Linked DNA regions of Homo sapiens: regions 1 and 3 are each linked to region 2. The links are chromatin loops, found by intact Hi-C in ENCODE. Cell type or tissue: mammary epithelial cell. All regions are shown on one strand. Each heading gives the region's core, and the rest is flanking DNA. Links, peaks and the distances in the headings are about the cores only.

Region 1 (8,511 bases), core at 321-8,320, 51 kb after region 2:
CACCAGGTAGAGAGGCCACCAAGCCATGCATTGTCCCAAAGGGACCACGAGGTTGATTTTCTTCAACAAGCAGACAGGCTGACAGAATACAATCCTAATGGATGCTGGTGTGTACAAATGCCATCAATGGACAGACTATTTCCCTCTTTCAGGTGTCTGCCCACCTCTTGGATTTAGGCACAGATCTAGAGAACTACAAATCACTGACATGAAGTTTCTGCTACTTCAGCAGAATGGAAGATTTACATAGAAAAGTAGCAAAAGCTCTAGTATATTACTTACACAGCTGAGTCACTGAGATTTGTACCTATTAGAAGATTTAAAAATATCACCCAGAAGAACTATATATATATATATATATATATATATATTTTTTTTTTTTTTTTTTTTTTTTGAGGTGGAGTTTTGCTCTTGTTGCCCAGGCTGGCCAGGCTGGCATGCAGTGGTGCCATCTTGCCTCACTGCAACCTCCGCCTCCCGGGTTCAAGTGATTCTCCTCCCTCAGCCTCCCGAGTAGCTGGGACTACAGGCACGTACCACCATGCCTGGCTAATTTTTGTTTTTTTTTTGTTTGTTTGTTTTGTTTTTAGTAGAAACGGGGTTTCACTAGATTGGTCAGGATGGTCTTGATGTCTTGACCTCGTGATCCATCCACCTCAGCCTCCCAAAGTGCTGGGATTACAGGCATGAGCCACCGCACCTGGCCCCAGAAGAACTACATTTTTGAATCTGCAATAAATGTCATAGTAAGCTAAGTCACTCATGAAGAGCTTGCAGGTGTAATGTACTGAAACTCTCAAGTAAAAATGTAAATTTGTGGCATATTGGGCATAAGTCTTTATGATACTTCATAAAACCTTCCATTTATACTTTTACATAGACCCTGCATATTCTAGATATCATTTCCAGCCTCATCATCTGCCCCTTCCTGACACCTTGTCCAATGCCTGACCTCCAATAGGTATCAGAAAATAATCATTGAATTAAGGAATGGATGCAAAGAACACATACCTATTCATGAGACCCTAGAAAACTAACATCAAAGGATAGTCTTTTTGCTTAAGACGCTATAATTGGCTAACATGATTAGTTGTTTACTCAATATTTATTCCCACCTTTATGGGGGCAGTGTGCCCAGCCCTAGGTGACAACCACTATTGGAAAGTGGTTTCCTGCTTTCCCAGACTATTTTACGTCTCTGGTGGTTATACGACTCAGTGCTGGTTGTTCCCAGATACCAATAAGGTAAGGCTTTATATCCGGAGTGTCTTCTAGGAAATCTTTTTCTTTCCTTATAAAAGAGACAGATGTGTTTAGTAAAATACCTAGTTCCACTTTTTTCTGCCTTAAATGTGGCAGCAGCCATTTTATAACCACGACAGAAAGTTCAGGAGAATTGTAGAGATACCAGCTCTGACATTGTTGAACTGCTGAACTGATGCCAGAAGTTGTCTACTTCCAAACTTCTTGTTATATGAAAAAAACAATCCCTGATTGTTTAGGCCATTGTTCTGTTACTTGCAGTCAAAGTATTCCTAAGTGATACATGAATACTGGTTAGAAGAGATAAATGGAAGACAAAGAAATGAAGGACAACTTTACATGGTGGGTAGTGCTTTCTCTGATTTTTCCTTAAAAGAATTTTTGAGTTATGGTCTTTCTGAAGGAAGTGGGGAGCTGTAGAAATGTATGAGTCAGGATAGGGTAGTTTATGTTGAAGTCACAAAGAAAGCCCGACATCTCAGTATCAACACTATAAAGCAAGGGTCAATGAAATACTGCCCTTAGGCAAATCTGCCCTGCAGCCTGTTTTTGTAAAAAAACAGTGTGGGATGCCAAGAGATTAATGAATGCCATTAGGCTATTAGTTCCTCAAAGCTCCTGTTTTTTAATTGATTTAAATGTAAATTAATTGAAATTAAAAATTCTGTTCCTTAGTTGCTATTCAATATTAAGGAATGAATACAAAGAACACATACCTATTTATGAAATCCTAGTAAACCAATATCAGAGGATAATCTTGGAGCTTAAGACATACAATAATTGGCAAACATGGTTAGTTGTTTACTCACTATCCATTCCCACTTTGGTAACTGCTAGTCATATTTCAAGTGCTCAATAGCCATATGTGGCTAGTGACTACCGTATTGGACTGTATAGATATAGAACATTTTTGTCACCATAGAAAGTTTTATCGGACAGCATTGCATTATAGAAGGGATTGGCAAACTTTTTCTTTTTTTTAATTTTATTTTATTATTATTATACTTTAAGTTTTAGGGTACATGTGCACAATGTGCAGGTTAGTTACATATGTATACATGTGCCATGCTGGTGTGCTGCACCCATTAACTCATCATTTAGCATTAGGTATATCTCCTAATGCTATCCCTCCCCCCTCCCCCCACCCCACAACAGTCCCCAGAGTGTGATGTTCCCCTTCTTGTGTCCATATGTTCTCATTGCTCAATTCCCACCTGTGAGTGAGAACATGTGGTGCTTGGTTTTTTGTCCTTGCGATAGTTTACTGAGAATGATGATTTCCAATTTCATCCATGTCCCTACAAAGGACATGAACTCATCATTTTTTATGGCTGCATAGTATTCCATGGTGCATATGTGCCACATTTTCTTAATCCAGTCTATCATTGTTGGACATTTGGCTTGGTTCCAAGTCTTTGCTATTGTGAATAGTGCTGCAGTAAATATACGTGTGCATGTGTCTTTATAGCAGCATGATTTAGAGTCCTTTGCATATATACCCAGTAATAGGATGGCTGGATCAAATGGTATTTCTAGTTCTAGATCCCTGAGGAATCGCCACACTAACTTCCACAATGGTTGAACTAGTTTACAGTCCCACCAACAGTGTAAAAGTGTTTCTATTTCTCCACATCCTCTCCAGCACCTGTTGTTTCCTGACTTTTTAATGATTGCCATTCTAACTGGTGTGAGATGGTATCTCATTGTGGTTTTGATTTGCATTTCTCTGATGGCCAGTGATGGTGAGCCTTTTTTCATGTGTTTTTTGGCTGCATAAATGTCTTCTTTTGAGAAGTGTCTGTTCATGTCCGGCAAACTTTTTCTATAAAAGATCAGTACTATGGTTTGCATGTTTGTCCCTCTCCAAACTCATGTTGAAATTTAACTGCCATTGCAACTGTATTGTGAAGTGGGATCTTTAAGAGGCAATTAGGCCATGAAGGTGCCACCCGCATGGGTGAGATTAATGCTGTGATAAAAACGCAAGTTTGGCCCCCTTTTGGTGTCTTTGCCTTTCTGTCATGTGAAGCCAAGCATTCTCCCTCCAGAGGATGCAGTGTTCCATGTGTCATCATAGAGTCAGAATGGCCAAACCTGTCATGCCTTGATATTGGAGTTCCCAATATCAAGATCCAGTTCCTCCAGAACTGTGGGTCAATACATTTCTGTTTATAAATTATCCAATCTGTGGTATTCTATTACAGCAGCACAAATGGACTAAGACAGACAAGTAGTGTACATTTTAGGCTTTGCAGGTCAAGAGGCCATTGACATTGAAGATATGCGTGGCAACTATTCAACTGCTATTGATACTCAAAGGCAGCCTCAGATAATATGCAAACAAATGGGTGTATCTGTGTTTCAGTAAAACTTTGCAAAAAAGCAGGTTCTGGCCTTGTTTTCTGACTCCTGCTTTATCGTTTTGGCTATGAGATGGTGAGCTTTCTTTGTAATTTCAGCATAAACTGTCCTAATCTGACTAATATTTCTATCCCAACTGGGTAGTCAATAGAATGTACACTTGATATCATTCTAAAAATGTCATATAAAACATTATCAACATATGCTTAGAATAAATGTAAAGAATTAGAACTTAAAGTTTGTTTTTTGGGTTAAAAATATTCCTGCTTCAGTATGATTTTATAATTTTTAAATAATTTTATCCACTTGCAAATTCTTTGTTTCTTGTTGTTTCCTCAAACTCTGAAATCATCTTGATGGTGACTAAAGTGCCCTGTTGAGTATGTTGCAGGCTTAAAACTGGCACCAAAAAATCATAACACATTTAATAAAAAGTACAAATATTATCGGTGATTTGATTTAGACCAATTTGATTTCTTATATCTGTTGAATGTTTGCAGGGCAGCCGACAGACCTACCAGAGCACTGGATTGGAAGGCAGAAGTAGTAAATATTAACTAGCTTTGTCACCTTGGGCAAATAATTCATATGATCAGGCTTGTGTTTTCTAAGAATATTATCTTCTAGAACTTAAAATGTTATCTTAAAAGTATACAGTGGCTCAATTATTCGAAGCAACCACCCAGGCGTGTGCACTTTTATTAGATGATATCGCCCTCTGCTGGACACCTGCTGCATCTGCACCGGGCGCTCTTTCCCACTGCAACCCTCTTGCTTTGCTTCCTTTAATTTAGCACAGCACAGCTGGGCGGGGTGGCTTATGCCTGTAATCCCAGCTACTCAGGAGGCTAAGGCAGCAGTTATCTCATGAGCCCAGAAGTTTGAGGCAGCAGTGAGCTATGATTGTGCCACCGCAGTCCAACCTGGGTGACAGAGTGAGACCCCATCTCTTAATAATTTTTTTTTTTTTTTTTAAGGATAGACAGACCTCTGTATATCACTCCATGAGCTGTAGTATTTCATGATCAGTGAGGCAAAAGTGTAGAGAGAGGGAATTGGAAAAGTCCCTTCACTTTTATTATTTTACTAAAATAAAAAAAGTCACACTATATCATAGAATTATAGTTAGAAAGGACTATAGATATCATGCTAAAAATTTCCAGCACGTACTATATACTGTTTTCAAATACATAATTACATTGGAAGAATATAAAAACACAGGCAGGAACTGTACACGCCAACTTTAGAATAGAGGTTGCACCTGGGAAGGGAGGGAGGTAAGTGGTAATGGGAAGGAGGGACTGTTACTGTATCTGTAATGCCTTATATTTTTTAAAAAGGAGGATCTAAGCCAATATGGCAAAATATTCATGTAATATTTGGCCTCCGTGTGGCAGATGTCATTAAAAATAATTTTATGTTCTCATGCCACTTCTTTCACATATGCCATGTGGAAATCTCACTTCCCAATCCTTTATTGATTTTTTGAGCAGATCCCATAGATTTTGATGTCACTTTTAGGTATTAATTTATAGCCTCCTTTAAAAGCCTTTAAAATGTCCAGAGTGATCTAAACAAAAGCTTTAATCGCTCATTCAAATGAAAACATCCCTGCCCTTGCCTGGCTTGGACTGGAAAGGCTCAGACATCAGCGTCTTCTACACTTCTCTGACTTGCTCTGTGGTGTCCTTGATCTTCAAGGTACATGACTGGCTCAGATTGCAGTTTGGGATGATGCCCTCTTGCAGTGGCAGATGACTGTGTGATGTGGGAACACATCTGGAGCTATTTGGAGACCTCTACTCCCTGAGGGAACCTGTCTCTGTACCTTTCTCTGACACCATCTACCACTCCTGCCTCTGGTGGTACACCCCACACAGACCCTCTCTGCTGGGTCATCTAGTATGGCAGATAGACCTTTTGGGTAGAGTTGTTTCTGGATGTTGCAAGCTTGCTATCTTCCATGGGGTCCCTTCTGGCTTTAGGAACTGTATCTCCCTATGGTCAGAAGTACTGCAGCCCTATCTTGAAACCTCCTCCCCTCCTGGCACCTCCAGGCATTATCAGCCACTGTGTCCTCCAGGCTCCAGGGAATCTTGTCAAGTGGCCCTCACATGGGAATAGGTTGGAGGGGACCTACCACCCATGGCAAGTGGAGGAGGCTTAGCACTCTAACAGTGCTCTCCAAAGGGATCCTCTCTACCAATCTTAGGGAATATTTAGCCTTTTCTTTTAAAGCCTGGACATTGTTAGGCATAAGGTGGTGAAACATATTTCAGATAACCTTTAGCAAGTTTTACCTCAGTAACTTTGTATCTCTTTTAGAATGGACCAGCACACACATCTTTTATTTTACCTCTTGGGTAAGTGTCTATGCCCTTGCAAAAATGTAATTCCACATGGGAGATCTCTGTCTAGAATCCTGTATCTGCAATTTCCAGCCATAGGTATGTGTGCCTTTGCTCTGCAGGGCAGGCTTCATCCTGGGCCTCCCTTTATAATTCTGAGCCTTTTCTAATGAGTCAGGTTCACAGGGGTACCAGTACATTTATAAAGTTTGGGCTTTAGGCACATGGTGTTTGTTATATTACTTTTTTGCTATATGGAAATATTTCTTAATATTATTTAAGAAGTTATTCTAATCCACTCCACAGGATTCTACTTGCGAGGACACTACGATCAAGATAGGCTAAGCCATCTGCCCCAACTCACACATCCAGAAGTAGAACCGAAACCCCCAGGTGCCCAGCATTGGCTACATTGCCTTGAAATCTGTTGTATCATTTACCCAGAGTACAGAAGTGTAGTGCTCAGTGTCTTTTTGAATTTATATGATTGTAAGGATAAAAATATTCTTAGCTTAATTAATAGCAAAGGGACCAGCTATAAAAGTATTCTTAAAGGCCATCAAGTTAGAGGTAACTTTCTGAAATATGGTGGTAGCTTAATCATCTTCCAAGGAGTAACAAATATACTTTCAAACAAATCCAGGAATAGTACTATATAATCATGTGCTGCATAATGAAATTTTGGTTAATAATGGACGGCATATATGAGGTGGTCCCATAAGATTACTATACTCTACTTTTTAATCATTATTTTAGAGTGTACTCCTTCTACTTATAATAAAAGTTAACTGTAAACAGCCTTGGGCAGGTCCTTCAGGAGGTATTCCAGAAGAAGGTATTGTTATCATAGGAGAAAACAGCTCTTTGCATATTATTGCCCCTGAAGACCTTCCAGTGGGACAAGATGGGAGGTGGAGACAGTGATACTGATGATCCCAACCTCGTGTTGGCCTACGTTGATGTGTGTGTGTGTGTCTTAGTTTTTAGCAAAAAGTTTAAAGAGTAAAAACAAAAGAAACTAAAAACAGAAAAACGCTTATAAAATAGGCTTATAAAGAAAGAAAATATTTTTGAATAGTTGTACGATATATTTGTGTTTGAAGCTAAGTGTTATTACAAGAGTCCAAAAGTCAAAAAAATTAAAAAGCTTATAAAGTAAAAATGTTACAGCAAGCTAAGGTTAATTTATTATTGAAGAAATTTTAAAAATACGAATTTGGTGTAGCCTAAGTGTATAGTGTTTATACAGTAGTCTACAGTAGTTTACAGTAATGCCCCCAGGCCTTCACATTCACTCACCACTCACCGACTTAGAGCAACTTCCAGTCCTTCAAGCTCCTTTTGTGATAAGTGCCCTATATAAATGTACCCTTTATTATCTCTTATATCCTATTTTTACTGCACCTTTTTGCTTAGATATGTTTAGATGCACAAATACTTGCCATTGTGTTATAATTGCCTACAGCATTAAGTGCAGTAACATGCTGCACAGGTTTGTAGCCTAGGACCAATAGGGTATGCCGTATAGCCATGTGTGTAGCAAGCGATAACATCTGAGTTTGTGCAGGTACACTCTGATGTTCACATAATGACAAAATCACCCAACAATACATTTCTCAGGATATATTCTTGTTATTAAGTGACTCGTGACTATAATTACAAATCAATCCAGAAATAGCAATATATTTACACGCAGATCCAGATCATTAGCACATACACACATACACACACACACACACACATAAACACATAATGACATGAGGTCATTGTGAGACTGAAGACACATTGTTCTAATTACCTGATAATTTTGGTAATGAACAGTTAAACCTATTGTAGTTTTTAAAAGGCAAACCTGTGTAAGTCATGGTCCAACACAGAGCTCATTAAACAGTTTATTATGTCATTGAAAGCTTCAGCAGCCTTCTATCTTCCTGGGATTGTTTTCACAAGTCCCTCCATTTGTTTGTTAATCCATCGATACATCCATTTTTCCATCCATCCATCCATCCAACAAACTTTTATTTAGTGCCTGACATGTCTGTCACACTTCTGCCCCCAAACCTGATGACCTTTTTTTTCTGAAACACATCCCACCCAGGTATCAGCTTACTTGATAAAACTAACCACTTACGATAGTTTGCCTCTGCTGTAGTCTGCCAAAAGGGAATGGCCTCAAGTTGCCGGGGCCTTTAGGGTTAATGATGAGAATGGATCTAAATTGTGATGAAAGGTGAGAACACGCTTTAGAAATTTAAAGGTGCATCCAAATGTAATAGATTTTTATTAAGCAGTGGGGTTTTTGATCGTGTTTCCCTCATGCCGCACTTCTGTTGCTCTGTTCTTGCTCATTGGTTCATGGATTCTTACCCTTGTTCATTTGTTTCTATTCTGACACACTGTGTCTTCCTGCTTGAAAATTGGTATTCCTGGCAGTGAGGAGGTGAGTGTGGCACCTGTCGAGGACTATATGGTGTGTGTGCATGTGTGTGTAAGTGTGCATGTGTGTGTGCACAAGAAGCCTGGAGTTTTAACTTTTAAG
Region 2 (8,511 bases), core at 342-8,341:
TGCTAAACATATTCTTTTACAAAATAAAGTGGATGCCGGGTGCGGTGGCTCACGCCTGTAATCCCAGCACTTTGGGAGGCCAAGGTGGGTTGATCACAAGGTCAGGAGTTCGAGGCCAGCCTGGCCAAGATGGTGAAACCTCGTCTCTACTAAAAATACAAAAATTAGCCAGGTGCAGTGGCAGGCATCTATAATCCCAGCTACTAGGGAGGCTGAGGCAGGAGAATCACTTGAACCTGGGAGGCGGAGGGTGTAGTGAGCCGAGATCATGCCACTGTACTCTAGCCTGGGCAACAGAGTGAGACTCCATCTCAAAAAAAAAAAAAAAAAAAAAGTGGAGAGACATACTGTGCTCATGGATTGGAAGATTCAACACAGAAAAGATATCAATTCTCTCCTAATTGATCTATAGGCACTATACCAAAGAGAGTACAAAGATAGAAATAAGCACATGGAAAGATGTTCTGCCTCATTAGCCCTTGGGAAATGCAAATTAAACTACAATAGATACCACTATACACCTATTAGAATGGCTAAAATTAAAAATACTGATAATAGCAAGTGCCATAAAAAATGTGGAACAATTAGAACTCATACGCTGTGGGGCTGGGCGCAGTGGCTTATGCTTGTAATCCCAGCACTTTGGGAGGCCAAGGCGGGCGGATCACCTAAGGTCAGGAGTTCAAGACCAGCCTGGTCCACATGGTGAAACCCCATCTCTACTAAAAATACAAAAATTAGCTGGGCGTGGTGGCAAGTAAAAAAAACCAAAACAAACAAACAAAAAAAGAACTCATATGTTGTGGGAAGAAAATGGGTTTCACAATTTCTTATAAAGTTAAGCATACACTTAAAATTCAACAGTTCCTTTCCTGCGTATTTACTCTAGAGAAAAGTACACAAATATAAATAGCAGCTCTATTCATAATTGCTAAAATCTGAAAACAACTCAGATGTCCTTCAATGGGTGAATGGATAAACTTCAGTACATTTATACAATGGAAACGACCCAGCAATATTAAAGAATAGACTATTGATCCAATGAACGATTTCGGTGGCTCTCAAAGGCATTACACTGAGTTAAAGGTACTGGTCTCAAAAATGTTACATACCACACTTTGGGAGGCCGAGGCAGGCGGATCACGAGGTCAGGAGATCGAGACCACAGTGAAACCCCGTCTCTACTAAAAATACAAAAAATTAGCCGGGCGCGGTGGCGGGCGCCTGTAGTCCCAGCTACTCGGGAGGCTGAGGCAGTAGAATGGCGTGAACCCAGGAGGCGGAGCTTGAAGTGAGGGGAGATCACGCCACTGCACTCCAGCCTGGGCGACAGAGCGAGACTCCGTCTCAAAAAAAAAAAAAAAAGTTACATACCAGATGGTTCCATTTATATGACATTCTCGAAATGACAAACCTAGCTGGACACGGTGGCTCATGCCTGTAATCCCAGCACTTTGGGAGGCCAAGGTAGGCAGATTGCTTGAGCTCAGGAGTTTGAGACCAGCCTGGGGAACATGGTGAAACCCAGTTTCTACTAAAAAATACAAAAAAATTAGCCAGGCCTGGTGGCATGTGCCTGTATTCTCATTTACTGGGGAGGCTGAGATGGGAGGATCACCTGAGGCTGAGAGAGGTCGAGGTTGCAGTGAGCCGTGATTGTACCACAGCCTGGTTGACAGAGCGAGACCCCGTCTCAAAAAAAGATCAGAAAAGAAAAGAGAAAACCATGGTGATGGAGAATAGATTCATGATTGTTAAGGGAAAAAGGTTGGGAAAGCGTGTGACTATAAAAAGATAGTATGAGGGCATTTTGGTGCTGATGGAACTGTCTTGTATAGTGATTGAGACGGTGGCAACATCTTGGAATCTACTTGGAATCTACTTGGAATATGGAAGGGTAGGGAAGGAGATGGTTTTTTTTTTTTTTTGCTGTTGTTATAATCATTTGCAAGGAAAAAACCTTGTAAAGTCAATTTATTAAGTTCAATGATGAAAGTTATCAGAAGAATATTCTCCTGAAAATTATTTTTTCTAAGGAAAAAATAAAACCCCAGCTCCCTCAGAGTAGCCACAGATGCTGAGGCATTCAGTCTCTGCAGACCTTCTTTCTCATACCTGCATCTCTCCCCTTAAAACCTGCCTCAACAGAGGTTGCAGTGAGCCATGATTGTGCCATTGCACTCCAGCCTGGGCAACAAGAGCAAAACTCTTGTCTCAAAACAAAAACAAAACAAAACAAAATGAAAAAAAAAAAAAAAAAGCCTGCCTCGTAAGTTCCCTAAAGCCTCTCCCAAGATCTGGAGCAAGTTCCCAAACTTGTTGGGGACTAGGGATGAGAGGTGATAATTGGTATAAGAGATATGAGTTGAGTGAATCCTCAAAGAATAAGTGGATCTGAGAGAGATGAAAAGAACAGGGAAGGGTGGGAAGGGGACCGTGTGAGCCGTATCAGGGAATGAGGGACATAGGATATGTGGGAGAAGCAACAGCTCCTCAGTGCTCTGGAGGATAAAATGTGAGCCCAGGAGTGGTGAAAGATGACACCAGCATGGCAAGCAGGGGCCAGAGCAAGGACCTTCCCCTGCCCTGTTAAGAGGTTTGCATTTTAAGAGGTAGCATTTCCACCATTGCCAGTTAGAAGCCCAGGAGCATTTGAAACTTCTGAGAAGCAAAATGATGTGGTCTGATTTGAACTTGAGTATCTAACCCAAATTTCCCTGGCCTCTCCAGCCTGGAGCACAGATGACTTAGTGATTGTATGAAGAGTTAGGAGACTTTCCTTCTGCCTTCATTTAGGCAACATTCATCGAACCACTATGTTTCTGAAAGTGTTCTAAGTGCTATAAATAAATAAATGATAGACCCTGCTCTAGTGGGGAAAGCATACAATAAACAAGCAAACAAATCCATGAAGCATTTTCAGGTAGAGAAGAGTTGCCCCAGTATGTAGCAAATGACGGTGGGCTTGAGAACCAGGGTGCTGGTTGTAGCGATGCAGCAGAGCCAACTGGGTCACTTGTCTTCTGCCCTGGGAACATGTCATGTCAACCTGTGCTGGCTAGGGGCAAAACCTCACACCTATCATGGTTATTTCTGGAAGACTCTGTGCCCACAAGAGCAGCATTAGCCAATGTAGGTGATCTGTAGGAGAGGGCTCAACTTGCAAGAGAAACATAAAATCCTCCCTCTATAAATATTTCTTCTCTTTTAAGTTCTTCCTCAGCCTCACCCACCAGGATGAGGTGATGACAGACTGGAATTGTATGGTCAAATGGGAAGTCACCAAAGCAGGGAGAGAAAAGAACACCATGGGCAGGAGAACACAGGAGCCACAGTTGCTGAGGCCTCAGGGATCACGTCAAGTTTGAAGAAGGGGAGCGAGTTCAAGATGTTTATGCTTTGCTAAGATTTTGGGGAGCAGTATGAGCAGAGGTAATTTTAGATACATCCTCTGATGGCAGGGTGGAGAATGATTTGAATTTCAGAGACACTGAAAACAGGGAGGCCAGTTAGGAAACTGGGGCAGTAGCAAGGAATGGAGGAGATCCAGGAGGGAAAAGATGAATGGAAATAAATGGAGGATTGAAGTCCCCATGTCTGTATGGGGTGGAAGGGAAGGTCCTATGGGAGTGAGGAAATGAGATGGATGAAAGTTAGGAGTTTGCCAGAGTGGGATATTGGGTATCTTACAGAAAACTCATGAGGAGGAAGAGTCCTGAGTAGTGGAAGATGAAAGATGTGGTTTTCAAGGTGGGAACCAAAGATGATGATGATGATGATGATGATGATGATGATGTGTGTGTCTGTGTGTGAGAGAGAGACACTTGCTTTTAGTACCACCAAGACGAAAGGCATGCTGGAAAATGAGATCATCACTTAGAACATGATCTGGCACGTAGAGGATAGTAAATCAACAAATATTCAACAAACATTTGTCAAATGAATAAATGAAGTGCTGGATCTCACATACCTACCTTTGGTAGAAGTTGTTGTGTTGACAGAACAGGCTGCAAGTCGCAGGCTGTGTCTGATCTTGTTTAATATGGGCAGAGAGGCTCTCTGATCCAGGTGCGGGCTGTCTCACGCCACTGAAATGTTTCCTACCCTCAGGGATGTGGCCTCAGGGGTTCCATCTCCTGTGGAATCCATTAGTTGCCCCTGTCCTTCCCATGTGCTTGTAGAGCACATCATTTGTCCCATCCACACAGTGTGTATCATGGGCTGACACATTCTCTAACTTGTTTTTCTAGGACTCAAAGGACTGGAAAAAAGCAAAATGGTCTGTGAAACCTGGGGCTTGCCCTGCTTGTAGGTGTATCACACAGTCCTGCTATAATTAAAGGGGCATTTGCATTTGCACATTTTTGCTGTGTCAGTCAGGGCCCCAGACAGAAACAGAATAGGATAACTTAAGAAGGGTTTAATCACTCCTTGCCTTTTCCTACAATGGCTAAAACCCCAAATCACAGGCAATAATGGGTAATGCATAAATGAACATATCACAGTCAGTGTCAGGGGGACTCTTAAGGTATTTCTATGCAAGGGAATATTATGCTGTCATTATGTTTCAAAAAAGTTTTTAATGTCATGGGAAAATAAGTATGATCTATTACACAAAAAAGCCCAAAGTTTCTATTTAATTTTGATCCCAAATTAAAAAGAGGTAGGCTAGGCTTTGCACAATAAACAGGCATTGTTTTAGAATTAAAAAGGAACAACATAGAAAAAAAGGTCTGAGCAAGAAGGGCCCAGGCTTGGGTTTTCCCCTTAGTACATTTTTATCAGCATTCTAGCCAGGATGAGATTAGGAAGTTGTCACCGGGGCTCTTTGGAAGTGATGAAGCTCCAGATGACATGGGACATGCTGAAGGTGGTTCCTAAGCTGGGTTTCGATCTAGAGTAGGGGGAGAATGAGGATGGGGCATGGCTCATGTGTGTGTAGGCTGTAACCCTCTGAGGGGAGAGGAGCCCTACCTGGCTCGCTACAGGGTGCTCCCTGCCTCTCAGAGGCACCCTGGGTCAGTGGTGCTGTGAGGTGCATTTTCATATTCCCCACAAAGGGGCTGAATGGGCTGGTGGTTTCTCTGTGAAGGAGTTTCTTGCTGAAGAGAACAAGTGGATAAAGTTGTGTTGGAGTGGGCAGTTCAGGTGGAGAAAGGCCAGAAAGCAGGAGGGATTTTGGAGGTTGTCTGCACAGAGCAGGGCTTCCCCAGCCCCCAGATTTCCCCAAGTCAGAATCAGGGTTGGCCCACAGAGGAGACATTGTCTGGTTAGAGTTGGGGCAGTTGTCCATCCTGGACTTTGCACAGGCATATCAAGTATTAACTTATTAAAACAAACACGCCCTTAGAAAAAGGAAGTTTTCAAACGTTAAACCACTTGGCTTTTAGCCTCACCTTTCTTCTGATTTGAGGCAAAGATGTGTGTGGTTTTTCCCTTAACAATAACTGATGTTTGTTTTTCTCTGCAAAGCTTTGTGGCTCCCCAGATCAGCTCTGTTTATTTTGAATTCATAGCCACAAGCTTGAATTGGACTGAAAAAACATTGAGTGCAATGACATTTTATAAATTAGCATCTGGAGGGATGTATTGTTTTATCTTAGAGAAACAAATGAAATTTCCTCTTGTAACTTGGTGTGAGTTTTCTCTGTGCCCAATCAAGACTGACACCTGTGATTCCCTTCCATCAACTCGGAAGCACAAATGAGCTCCTGTGTTCTGGTTTCTGAGAGCCCTTCAGCTAGGTTTGCAGTAAGATCTCTCTGGGCTGATACAAGCAAAAGACAGAGTGAAGTAACTGAGTTTATAGGATCCACTCAGATTATACTGTGACTCAGCTTCATTGCCCATCATTTTTAGGTCTAAGATTCATACAAATTCCGGAAGATTGAATGAAAATCCTGCCTCCGTCTGGGAGTATTATTTATTTGCATAGCATAGACAGGCCTCACACCCGATTTCCTGAAGCACTGCCAGCCAGCTTGACTCACCGCCCCCACAGTGATGCCCGATTCTTCCATCAAGGCTGGAACACAGGAGCAAATAGCTTGAACATACAAGGATTATATTGTTCCTTCTCTTAAAGTTACCTCTGTCATGCGCGTCCGTGTGAAGATACCACCAAACAGGCTTTGTGTGAGCAACAAGACTGTTTATTTCACTTGGGTGCAGGCGGGCTGAGTCCGAAAAGAGAGTCAGCCAAGTGTGGGATTATCATCAGTTCTTACATGTTTGGGGATAGGCGGTGGAGTTAGGAGCAATGTTTTGTGGGCAGGGGGTGGATCTCACAAAGTACATTCTCAAGCATGGGGAGAATTACAAAGAACTTTCTTAAGGGTGGGGGAGATTACAAAGTACATTGGTCAGTTAGGGTGGGGCAGAAACAAATCACAGTGGTGGAATGTCATCAGTTAAGGCTATTTTCACTTCTTTTGTAGATCTTCAGTTGCTTCAGGCCATCTGGATGTATACGTCAGGTCACAGGGGATATGATGGCTTAGCTTGGGCTCAGAGGCCTGACAACCTCCAGATTCAGAGTTCTTAACCTCTTTTTCCTGGTACATTGATAAAAGGTGCTCTAAGGACACACAGCCTCTCTTTGTTAGGTCCCTATTATCTTTCTTTTAAAACAAAAGTGGTTTAAGGGTAACATAAGCCATGCTATTTCCTAAAGCTGGGTCCCCCCCTGCTTTGACTTCTTTGACTTCATTCACCAGCCTTAGAAGTGGTCCGCAAGATTCATTCATTTAGGCAATAGCACGTGTGTCAAAACCGTGGAGTAAGGGCTTTACATTAAGCTGATTTGCCTTTTACCTGGACAAACACCTGAGCACCAACATTACCCACCTTGAATACTAATTCATAACATAATTCATAAACAAGGTCATACCTGTTTAAAGGCTTTAAGTGTTCATTTCAAAGCCACATACAACCAGGGAGTCAGCTGAACTAACTTCATGTCTTAAGACATTCCAGAGTGCTAATTTACATACCCAGTGGTATTTCCTGAGGATGTGATTCACTCATACCCAGCAGAGAGGGAAAGAGTAACATTTGAAAACATACTTAATGAAGGGTGGGTAAAACTCTATTCTTTCTGGCAAACAGTCTTATGGTGTGAAGTGGATATTTTTACCATTTCTCTTTGTGCCAAGAGATAGAGATGATGTTTTAGGGGCTGCAACTGGAGGTGTGAGAATAGCTTGTTCCTGCCCAGGCTGAGACTTTGAGGAAAGCAGAGACTTGCTGTTCAGTGAAGTCAGGGAGGCAGGCTCTTTTTGGAGTTGGAGATGTACATTCCTTGAATGTGACGATTCACAGCTAAAGCCACGTCTCTGTGCCTTGTTACAAGGCTGGCCATGGGGGTCTAGTGAAGCAGGAAGGGGACTTGCTTCAGTGACAGGCATCTGGTCTGCTGGCCTTCTCTTTCCTTGTCAAAGGCATGACACTCTAGTCTTCTTTACCAAGGACCCTTCCCTGGCTCCTGGCTCTAGCTTTGCTTTTCCTTCACAGGCACGGTGTTTTATTCTTTTGTTTAGAAAACATTCCAGCCTGTAGGTAACCTCTGTGCCATATAACCTTTTATTTCCTATGATTAGGAAGTTTGCTGAGGAGCCAGATGCCTTGTGCTGACTTGTCTATTTTGAAAGAGGCTGCAGAAACACTCGATTCCACCTCAACCCGGAATTCAGCTTTCTTAGGTAATACACATGACGAGGCTCCAATTGTTCATGTATTCATTCCCTCCCTTGCATATTCCACCAATATTTGGTAAGTGTCAGCTACGCGCCACGTGCTTACTGAATTATTCATTTGTGTGGAGACATCTTATTCACTAGAATTCTGGAAAGGACTGGAAAGGACAAGGGCTGGCCCATGGGAGAGAAGCAGGCTGAGGACAGGGCTGGACAGGCCTTCCCAAAGTTGCTGTGCAGTGGACAGGGTGATGGCTGGGCTAGGGCTTTTGGAGACCAGGGCCCGGGTATGGGGCTGGCTCTGCAAGAAAAATAGGAGAGCTGGGCCCTGGGTTGTCCTGTGGAAAGTACCCTTACCCCCAAGGTCACTCATCTTCAACCCAACAACCATGATTATGATGTGCTCACGAGACTGGCTTTCTTCTTGTGGAAAATAAGAGGGGTAGATCTTGCTTCTGGGTTGGTGTACAGTGGAACCCCTGTACAGAAGCTAGAGCAAATGAAGGTATCTTGATGTTACATCTTTCACAGGAAGAATACAAGGCTCATTCAAGATGGTGCAATTGGGAGACTTGAGCCAGGTTCACCTAATTCTCTGTGCCTTCTCAGGACAGAGGAACTAGAGAAAGTTTCCTCCTGTAAGCAGCACAGCCCCCTGGACCATGGCCTTGGCCCCTAGAGGCTTTTTCATGCAAAGAAAACTAAGGCTGTGGTTGTAGTCACAGAAGCAGGGTTTTGTCCTGGGGCAAGATGGGGCCTGGGTTTCAGCCTCTGTGTTGTCCCCTCCTCTGGGTGACTTTGAGCACATGTTGCCTAT
Region 3 (8,511 bases), core at 187-8,186, 78 kb before region 2:
CAGCTTCTCCTTAACTACTTCTCTGGCATTGACTGCATGATGCTGAGGAGACATCATGAGTCTGGTCTTGGCATGAGCATGATTGTTGTCATTTACACGGCAAACATTTATCGAGTGCAGTTGTATCCTGGGCACTGGGCAATGCATGCCAAGCACTGACAGAAATGACTTCCCTGGGTGCAGGCTGTGAGCCCATGGAAGTAGTAGTCCGACATAGGAGACCTTGGCTCAGTAAGGCCCCCAGAGAGCTACCATGGCCATTCCGCCTGGTGACAAGTAGACGGGCTTGTTCTTCATACCTGGTCTTGCTCAGCCATAGGACTTGTTATTACCATTAAAACTGTGTGTTGTCTTTCTGTGCCTGTGAAAGAGGTTCCTGTCACACAAGGCCAGGGTTCTCTGGAGTCAAGTGAACAGATGAGTGAAAAACAGTCTGGCCAAACAGATATGCTTTTATCTATTATGTTGATATCTCCAGGGTAGCAGAGTTTGTGCATTTGCATCATCTTACAAAAGGAAAGCAACATCCAAAATTCAGACATCTAAGAACACCTTAAAATAAAGGTTTTAGTTCTTGTAAAGCAGTATGTTGGTGGTTACCTGATCTCCTTCCAGCACCTTAAGAAGGTACTGAGTATGAAGCTACATCAGGCTTTTGTTTAGGCACTAATGTTTTATTTATTTTTCATATTTATTTAATTTTAGAGACAGAGTCTCGCTCTTTTGCCCAGGCTGGAGTGCACTGGTGCAATTATAGCTCACTGCAGCCTCCTGGGCTCAAGCCATCTTCCCACCTAAGCCTCCCGAGTAGCTGGGACTATAGGCACATGCCACCACCCTGGCTAAAAATGTTTTGAAATCCCTCATTCTGTAGCTATCGATCTATCCCTTCTCGCATCCTTCCTTCCTCTTCCCTCTTCCTTTCCTTCCTCCCTAGCATATGTCCACTCCTGCTGATGACTTACCATTGCATCACAAATCAGGTTGCCCATGTTGCATTCTCTAAAGCGGCATGATTGAGAGGAGCCATCCAGATAGACAATTGTTTTCCCTAATTCCTGGGTAGAATAATTATCCAATTTTATCCTCCATTTGTTAATGTCTGCTTTTATGCTTGGATCTAGAAGAAAGAAAAGAAGGTACCCTACAATTAAATCTCACACTGGGCTAAATTCTGGAAAAGGAATGAAACATCATCTATCTTACTTGCTGTGAGAACATATTTGTTTACCATATTTGTGTGCATTTTGGTTTTGACCATGAAATTTCCTTAGGAACTTCTATTTTGTTTCCTGGTAATAAGACCTGGAATGCATCTTAATTTAAGAATATTCTGAACATCTACCAGCTCATCACATCTGTATGAGCTACCCATTGGCCCACCTGGGACAGCATTAGTGGTGGCGGTAGGAGCTCTGAAAGGCCCAGGGGCAGTTATAAAAGGCCTGCTGAGGTACAGCTGGGCTATCGCTGTCAGTGTGGTCCTGGGCCCCTTTCCCATCTGGCTACTGAGAGGGCTGTGTTGTGACTACAGGCTCACCTGGGTGCTGTGCACCTCATCTTCCTGACATGATCATAGTCAACAGAAAAGGGAAAGTGAGAGACAAGCACAGGAGTGTGTTCTGTACACATATGAAAATCAATGATATAAAAATGTATTTTTACTCTGAGACTCATGTAGGGAGACGCCCTGAAACTATTGCTACGGAATAAAAGATGAAATGCTCCTGATTATTGTAAATACAAAATTGCATGCAGGATTGTGTAAAGACAATGCCAGGTTGGACTGCCACAATGAGCCAACAGCACGTGATGTGCTTCCCCCTGCAGAGAGCCTACAAATGGACGTGCAGTCAGGGAGGTTTCCCATCACCAAGATTCCTATCCCAGAAAAGCAGATGTTCATAGCTCTGGGAATGGAATGTGACCCTTGTGGGGAGCCTATAAACGGACGCATGGGGGGGGCCTGTCCATATGGATAAGATAGGGCTATAAACACGCTCATCTTGCCGCCGCTCTTCTAGGCCTCTTTAGGGTTAAGGCGTACTCCCCTCTGAGAATTTCTGGTCTAACTGGTTATCTAGCTTCATGTCCTGTTTCCATGGATTATTTGTAACCAGTTTTTGTTGCAATTGTTACTGCTGATTAATATCTTGCTAATCATAGGTTATGGAAAGACTGTGTTTCTGTTCTAAGGCTCTGTTAGAAATTACTGACGCACACACTATATTGTAAATTCTTATCTCATACTGTACTTCTACATACAAATGTACTGTACTTCTACATACAAATGTTATGTTAAAGAATTACTTCATCCCCATGTGACCATCTCACCTCATAATCAAATGACCCTAAATCCCTCACTAACGTACCCCTGCCCTCACTAAACTTAATAATAAATGCTGGTATATCCAGTGCATTGTTGGCACCGCAGGACCAGAAGGCAGTGACCCCCCTGGACCCAGCTTTCACTATCTTGTGTGTGTCTATTATTTCTCAACCTGCCAATCTGCCTAGGAACAAAGAGAGAGCCCCATTGCATTGCGGGCTGCTGGCCAGATCCCGCAATAGACTCAGACATATAAATAAGGTACTCCCTCATTTGATAAAGAAACTGAGGCCCATGAGATTGGGCAACTTGCCTAAGGCACACTGCCTCTAGTTGGGGGGCCAGGACTTGAGCCCCGCTCTGCCCAATTAGAACCCCTTTAGTTCAGTTATCTCTCCTGTAAACACAAGCTGAGAGTGGCTTTGGCATGTCAGGATCAAGATTTTAAAAGGCAGAGGAAGCAGTGATGTATGGAATCTGATGCTGAGAAGACTTGAAGAAGCAAGTGGGGCTTTTGGCATTTGGGTGTGTTTTAAATCTATCCATGAAGAGGGCAAACTCAAGGAAGAAACTAAATTCTTCAACAGTATTATAGTCTTTTCCTGAAACATTAAAGGAAAAAAATGGGAAGGAGCAAAATATCCAGCCATCTAAATTTTAGATTGGTGGAACATTCCCCTGAACTTCACTTACCTTCAGGAATGCTGCTGTTTAGAAGAATGGGATTTCCATGGGAAGAGATGACGTTTCCTCTTTCATCAAACTCGATCTTCAGATAGCCTAGGTATTTGCCAAAAGCATAGGCCTGGACTACAGGAACCTTCCGCCCATCATCAGAAGTGACTATGAATGGGTACTTCCCAGCAGGCACCTCTTTGGAAGGTGGATTGCCTGAAATAAAAGAGCCACAGCTGATCAAGTCAGCCCTTGTACATACATGGCTGGCTGTAGGCCAGCGGGCTACTGGCTGGATGACAGAGTTTTAAATTGATGATTTGCCATCTGTTGCTCTACATAGCTAGTCTTTCAGAGCCCTATCTGGGCATTTGCCCATTTCCAAATGCCCTTTTGGTACATGAATCCTACCATTCTCAACTCAGCAGTCATTTACCAAGCTCTTCCTAAGACCCGGGCATTGTGCTTGTGCTGTGGGGCACACAAAGATGGAACGCCGTGAAGAGTATCCTCCAGGTTCACTGTGGCTCCATTCTCACTAGCCAGGTGGATTAGCCAAGCCACTTTACCATACTGTAGTTCAGTTTCCTTGCCTATAAGGTGGGCGAAATCCATTTTAAACAATCCCTATTTTACAGGGCAGCTGAGAGGATTAAATATCTAAACTCCCTAGCTGGGGTGCCTGGCACATTGTAGGTGCTCAATAAATATACAATAAGGGTGTATTTTTTCCCTTATAAGGGAATAGCAATCTCTAGAAACCCCAGACATATACTTCGGAGCTTAAAATCTTTAGTAGAAGATGCAGAGATGACAAAGAGCTGTTCTTGGCGTTTGCTGCTAAATTCTGCATCCCTTCAGGTGTCTTTTAGAAGAGCCACATTCACCTTGAGGGCCAACCAGCAGGCACACTCCTGACCCCAGCCAGCCCTCACACTGGTCAGGTTCTGCAGGCCTCTGTCTCAAAGGGGAGATGTGGGAGCTGCTCATCACCCAGAGGCTAGGAGGCCCACCACTGCCTGGAGTAGTGGAGAGTATGCAGGAGGGTGGAGAGTGTCGCCATACAGGGAGTAGGCAGCCCAGCCTTTAATCACTTAGCACATTTAAGTTCCTTAACTGTAGACCTGCTTCAGGCACTCTGTGGCTTATATCTTACCTCCAAGGAGACAATGGCACAGTTCAGCTGTTTCAAATTAGAGACTATGGGACAGATTCATTTGACCCCATTACTGTTTCTAGCATCTCCCTCATCACACCCATGGCTAGTCGTTCCTATTAGATATTTACAGAGGGTCCAGAGAACTTCAGCACATGTTGATTACACACATGGACCTGTTACGAGAATCGGCCATGAGCCAGGCCCTGGGCTTAATCTCATTTAGTCCTCCAAGCTTCCCATGGGGCAGGTCCTCTATTATCTGTACTCTGCAGACAAGAAAATTGATTGTCATAGACAGAGTACCCACGGTCACACAGCTGGTATGTGATGAGGGTTGGGAGGAGGCAGACTGAAAACCCAGGCTGTGAGGTACTGGAGCTTATGTTTTCTCCACTACCCACAAGCCTACCATGTATTTTTTTTCCCCTAAAGTCTGCAAGCTGGTTGTGAAAGGACACTTAACAAATCAAATGCAAACCCAGGATTTGCATCTTTGTGTCCCAAGCTCTTTCTGGGCTTCTCTTTTCACATAAGACAAGCTGGGTAGCATGTTATGAAGAATCCAATCCTGCCATGCTCCTATGTCAAGAGCAGCCCCCCTTTCAGCTCAATAACCACAGGGCAGAAGCACTGCAAATACCAACGCTTCACAAGCAGGAAATAGTTGTTGCCAATAGTAACATCCAATTTTCTTGCTGTCACTGGGGAAAAAAAAGAAAAAGGTCTTGGAACTTTACTTTTACAGAAGCATCCAACTTGAGATCCAGTGAAAGCCTTTGTTCCATCTCCATCTGTAGCGGATGCAGATGTTGTCTGTGACAGTGGCAGATAACGTGATAATGGAAGACCAGCATGGAAGGTTAACATCCTACTCAGCCTCATTCTGCTATGTGTTGGTCCTCCTTTGGGCAAACCTGGTGCCTGGTTTTTATTTCAGGGGACCAGGTAGTTATGGCAGCCTCTGTCAGTTCCTCTGATCATAGATGCTGGGGCGGTGCAGTTCCCCAAATGTCCACAAGGTGGCGGAGAACGCCCCGCCCAGGGAGAGAAAGCACTAGTTGCAGATATCAGGAGTCTGTCAGTTTCCTGGAAACCCAAGAGCTAGGCAAGCCTGATCTTTTTTTGGCCTTTATCTTTCTGCCTTCCGTAGAAATATCTGAGCTTAAAAAGAATGTAAAAGTTAGGAATCCAGTAATCCGGTCAGATGCCTCAGTATGCACTACTATGCAAATAGGAGCCAGCAATCTCAGCTCCAGAAAACATTCATTCATTTGGAAAGACCTTCATGATCCTTTTGTCATTGGCATATTAAATGAGCTTAATCAGGAACAAGAAGGAAGATGCTATCCATGCAGCTGGGGCGATAGCTGGTCTAGTTTGGCTAATCTCTGCCTCCTCCACAGCTGAGCCCTTTCTGCTCCCCTTCAACTCGGCAGTCCCAGGAAACCACTGACACAGAAACCAGTCCAGGGCTTCACATTTTCCACACCATTCCATGCCGTTCAGCCGAAGATGTTCGTGCCCAGAATATTTTTTCCACAAAGAGCTACACATCTGTCTTTAGAAACCTGACTTGTCATCTTGGCAGGAAGGAAGATGTTCACCAGAACTCTATTCCAGTCATCTAGCCGAGAATTCATCCAGGAACCAAACCCAATGGGGCTGTGGAGTTGTGGACTGACATCTGGAGTTTATAAAGCCTGCATTTTCCAGCATGGTGTGGGTGCTTGAAGGAACCTCAAAGGACTCTGTCCTGGGAACCAAGGACTGTGGTGAACCTAAGTGTGGGTCTGGACAATTGCCCTTCTCGTGTCACATGGTAATAGAAGTGCCAGGAAGCAGCCTTTTCTTTCTCTTTCTTTTTTTTTCTTTCTTCCACCTTCCCTCCCTCCCTTTTTTCCTTTTTTCCCTCCTTCCTTCCTCTTTTTTCTTTCTTTCTTCCTTTTCTCTCTTTCAACAGGGTCTCATTCTGTTGCCCAGGCTAGAGTTCAGTGGTCTCCAATTCCTGGGCTCAAGCAGTCCTCTCGCCTTGGCCTCCAAAAGTGCTGGGCTTATAGGCATGAGCCACGCACCTGGCCTGATGTGGTTTTCAATGGACTGAAGTATAGAATGTTGTAAGGCAGTCCATGCTATGATTTTAACACAAGAACTGGTTTAAGAATTCCTGAATTGGGACAACATAAGAGGACTGGATAAAAAGGATTGGTAATTAGGTTATTTCAAATGATTGCTTCTAAGGGATTTGACTCTTTCTTTTAAATTACTTAGAAGTGTACACTCCTTGGATGCTCCTTTTATCTGTCTACTTCTCTACACTTCCTCAAGCAAGCTAGTCTTGACCACTACTATCTTGTGCCTAGGTTACTGTGACAGCTTCCTAGTCTCTGTAGGTCTCTTCTATGCTTCTTTCTACTCCAGTCTCCACACAGCAGCCTGAGTGATCTTTCTAAAACATAAATATGATCATGCACTTCCTGGTTTTAGATATTTCAAAAACATTAACAGTTTTAACATGAATATCATAACCTATAAGACCCACATGATGTGGCCCTTTCTTATCACGCCAGCTTCATCTGGAACATTCAGTCTGCCCTTCAGCATTCTTAGCCTCTTCCCATTCCTAGACCACACCCACGTGCCCAGGAACCTTATGGAGTAAAGAGCTTCTGAAGCCAGAGGGCTACATGTGAATTAGTTACATCTTTTTACTTCTTGTTTATTCATCTGTAAAGTGGAAAAAAAGCAAAAGCACCTACCTTACAGAGTTATTGTGGAGATTAAAGAAGTTAATGCAGCAAGTGAAGCCTGACTCGACTCAAGGGAAATGCTTAATAAAGATTAACAGTGATTATTGACCATGTTAACTCCTGGACATCTTTCTGATCTTGGCCCTAATGTTAGTCCATCAGGGAACACTCACTGATGATCCTCTAGACTTGGCCAAGTCCTCCTTTTATACGCTTTCACAGCATCTTGTACTTTTCCTTTCATACCATGCTTTGTAATTATATATAATATGATTTATTTGCATAATTATGTATTTTTAAAAAATCTGATCAGGGCCAGTATCTCTTTCAAGACATTTAGTTCCATGAGGGCAGGGGCAGCTGTGTCTCTAGAATTTGCCTAGCATGTGGTAGGTGCTAGATAAATGTTTGTTGAATGACAACTTAAGGAGTTTAGCAAACACTTTTCTAGGGATCATACATGATTATGATGCTTTCCATGTGGTGGAATCATGTAGAAGCCAGCGATGCCTGAGTGCCAGCCCTTTACCCCAGGTCCCCTCAATTCAGTGTCCTCAACTATGCAGCTGGGTGGGAGCTAATGAAGAGGAACCTGAACTGGGAGTTGGGATACAGGAGAATGGGTTTTGCTACTAGGTCAGTTTCAGTCTGGTTTCTGGACCATAGGAGAGACATTTAGTCCCTGGGGCCTAATTTTATTTTCTAAATTTGTAAAACCAAAGATTTGATTAGTGGTTTAAATCAATAGTTTGTTTGTTTGTTTGTTTGTTTGTTTAAGCTATTAGTATCTTTAACACACAAGAAATCCTTTGTGGCAAGGCAAGCCAATAAATAGGAAAGCTGAGTTCCTCAGGCTGCACCCTGGTAGAGCTGGAACCCAGGACTAGGTTCCTGCCACCAGAGCCCCTCCGAGCACAGCACAGAAACTGCTGGCCTAGAAGTCCCCTGCACCCAGTCCCTCCAGCTCTCCAGTCAGGCCTGGCTGCTGTCTCTGCTTCTGCTAGTCTAGGAGCACCTTCAGGTGACCAGGACAGAGCACGCTCTCCAGTCATCACAGCCCATTCAAAAGGTGTCCAGCAACCAGAGGAGCAACCACTGTCTCTTCAGTCATCTCTGTACCAAACCATGATGCACAAGCTGTCATGTCAACTTTAGGGAATTTGAGGGGTCAGGTACTGTTATCTATGCCCAGACTATGTCACTCTGCACATGCTTCAATTTACTGCTCAAATTCTTGCCTCTGGCCTTTCAGTGATGACCCAGGAAGTCTAAAGAGATTATGCATCTTCCGGTAGTATACAGAGTGGGCACAAAGCCCTCATGAAATCCAATCCAGGCTATCTGCTTGTACCCAAGCCTGATAGGCTGGGCAAAGCAGGGAACCCTGTAGGTAGGGACAGTTCACCACACATTTAGTCACTCATTCAACAGATCTTCACGGAGCTCCAGTGAGTGCCCAGCATTTTGGATCTCCACCACCTAGCAAGACCAGGCCCATGGTCTGGTGCGTCATCTTTTGTAATGGCTGCTCCATGAATACAGGGTAGGGAAAGCGAGCAAATACTTAGCTTTCTGCCAGCCTCTTCTCTTCACATGGAATC

The links. Hi-C counts contacts between places; a loop is a spot of excess contacts. Peaks named below come from ENCODE experiments on the same cell type or tissue, not always from the same donor. Only the 100,000 strongest peaks of a DNase experiment are listed, where the experiment ranks them.
Region 1: it touches region 2 in a loop (5-fold over the local background); 16 of 110 quality-filtered maps call a loop at or near these places.
Region 3: it touches region 2 in a loop (6-fold over the local background); 14 of 110 quality-filtered maps call a loop at or near these places.

Annotation. Positions count from the first base shown.
Region 1 is chr6:85,351,054-85,359,564 of GRCh38, reverse strand. No RefSeq gene overlaps it. Among named protein-coding and RNA genes, the nearest start is that of LINC02535, 49 kb to the left of the region's middle. RefSeq lists a silencer at 4,417-4,466. In mammary epithelial cell, for the core only: a CTCF peak has its summit at 4,352 (motif pointing left); a DNase peak (open chromatin) is centred at 4,354.
Region 2 is chr6:85,402,301-85,410,811 of GRCh38, reverse strand. LINC02535 (long intergenic non-protein coding RNA 2535) reads left to right here and starts at 6,010. Exons shown (of 4, transcript NR_134633.1): 1 at 6,010-6,135; 2 at 6,438-6,557; 3 at 7,599-7,700. RefSeq lists an enhancer at 6,891-7,683. In mammary epithelial cell, for the core only: no CTCF peak of the experiment used is centred there; DNase peaks (open chromatin) are centred at 3,981, 5,951, 6,981 and 7,711; H3K27ac peaks cover 5,472 bases.
Region 3 is chr6:85,479,944-85,488,454 of GRCh38, reverse strand. It overlaps NT5E (5'-nucleotidase ecto), which reads right to left. Exons shown (of 9, transcript NM_002526.4): 4 at 3,023-3,220; 5 at 966-1,120. Among named protein-coding and RNA genes, the nearest start is that of NT5E, 34 kb to the right of the region's middle. In mammary epithelial cell, for the core only: a CTCF peak has its summit at 5,177 (motif pointing right); a DNase peak (open chromatin) is centred at 5,184.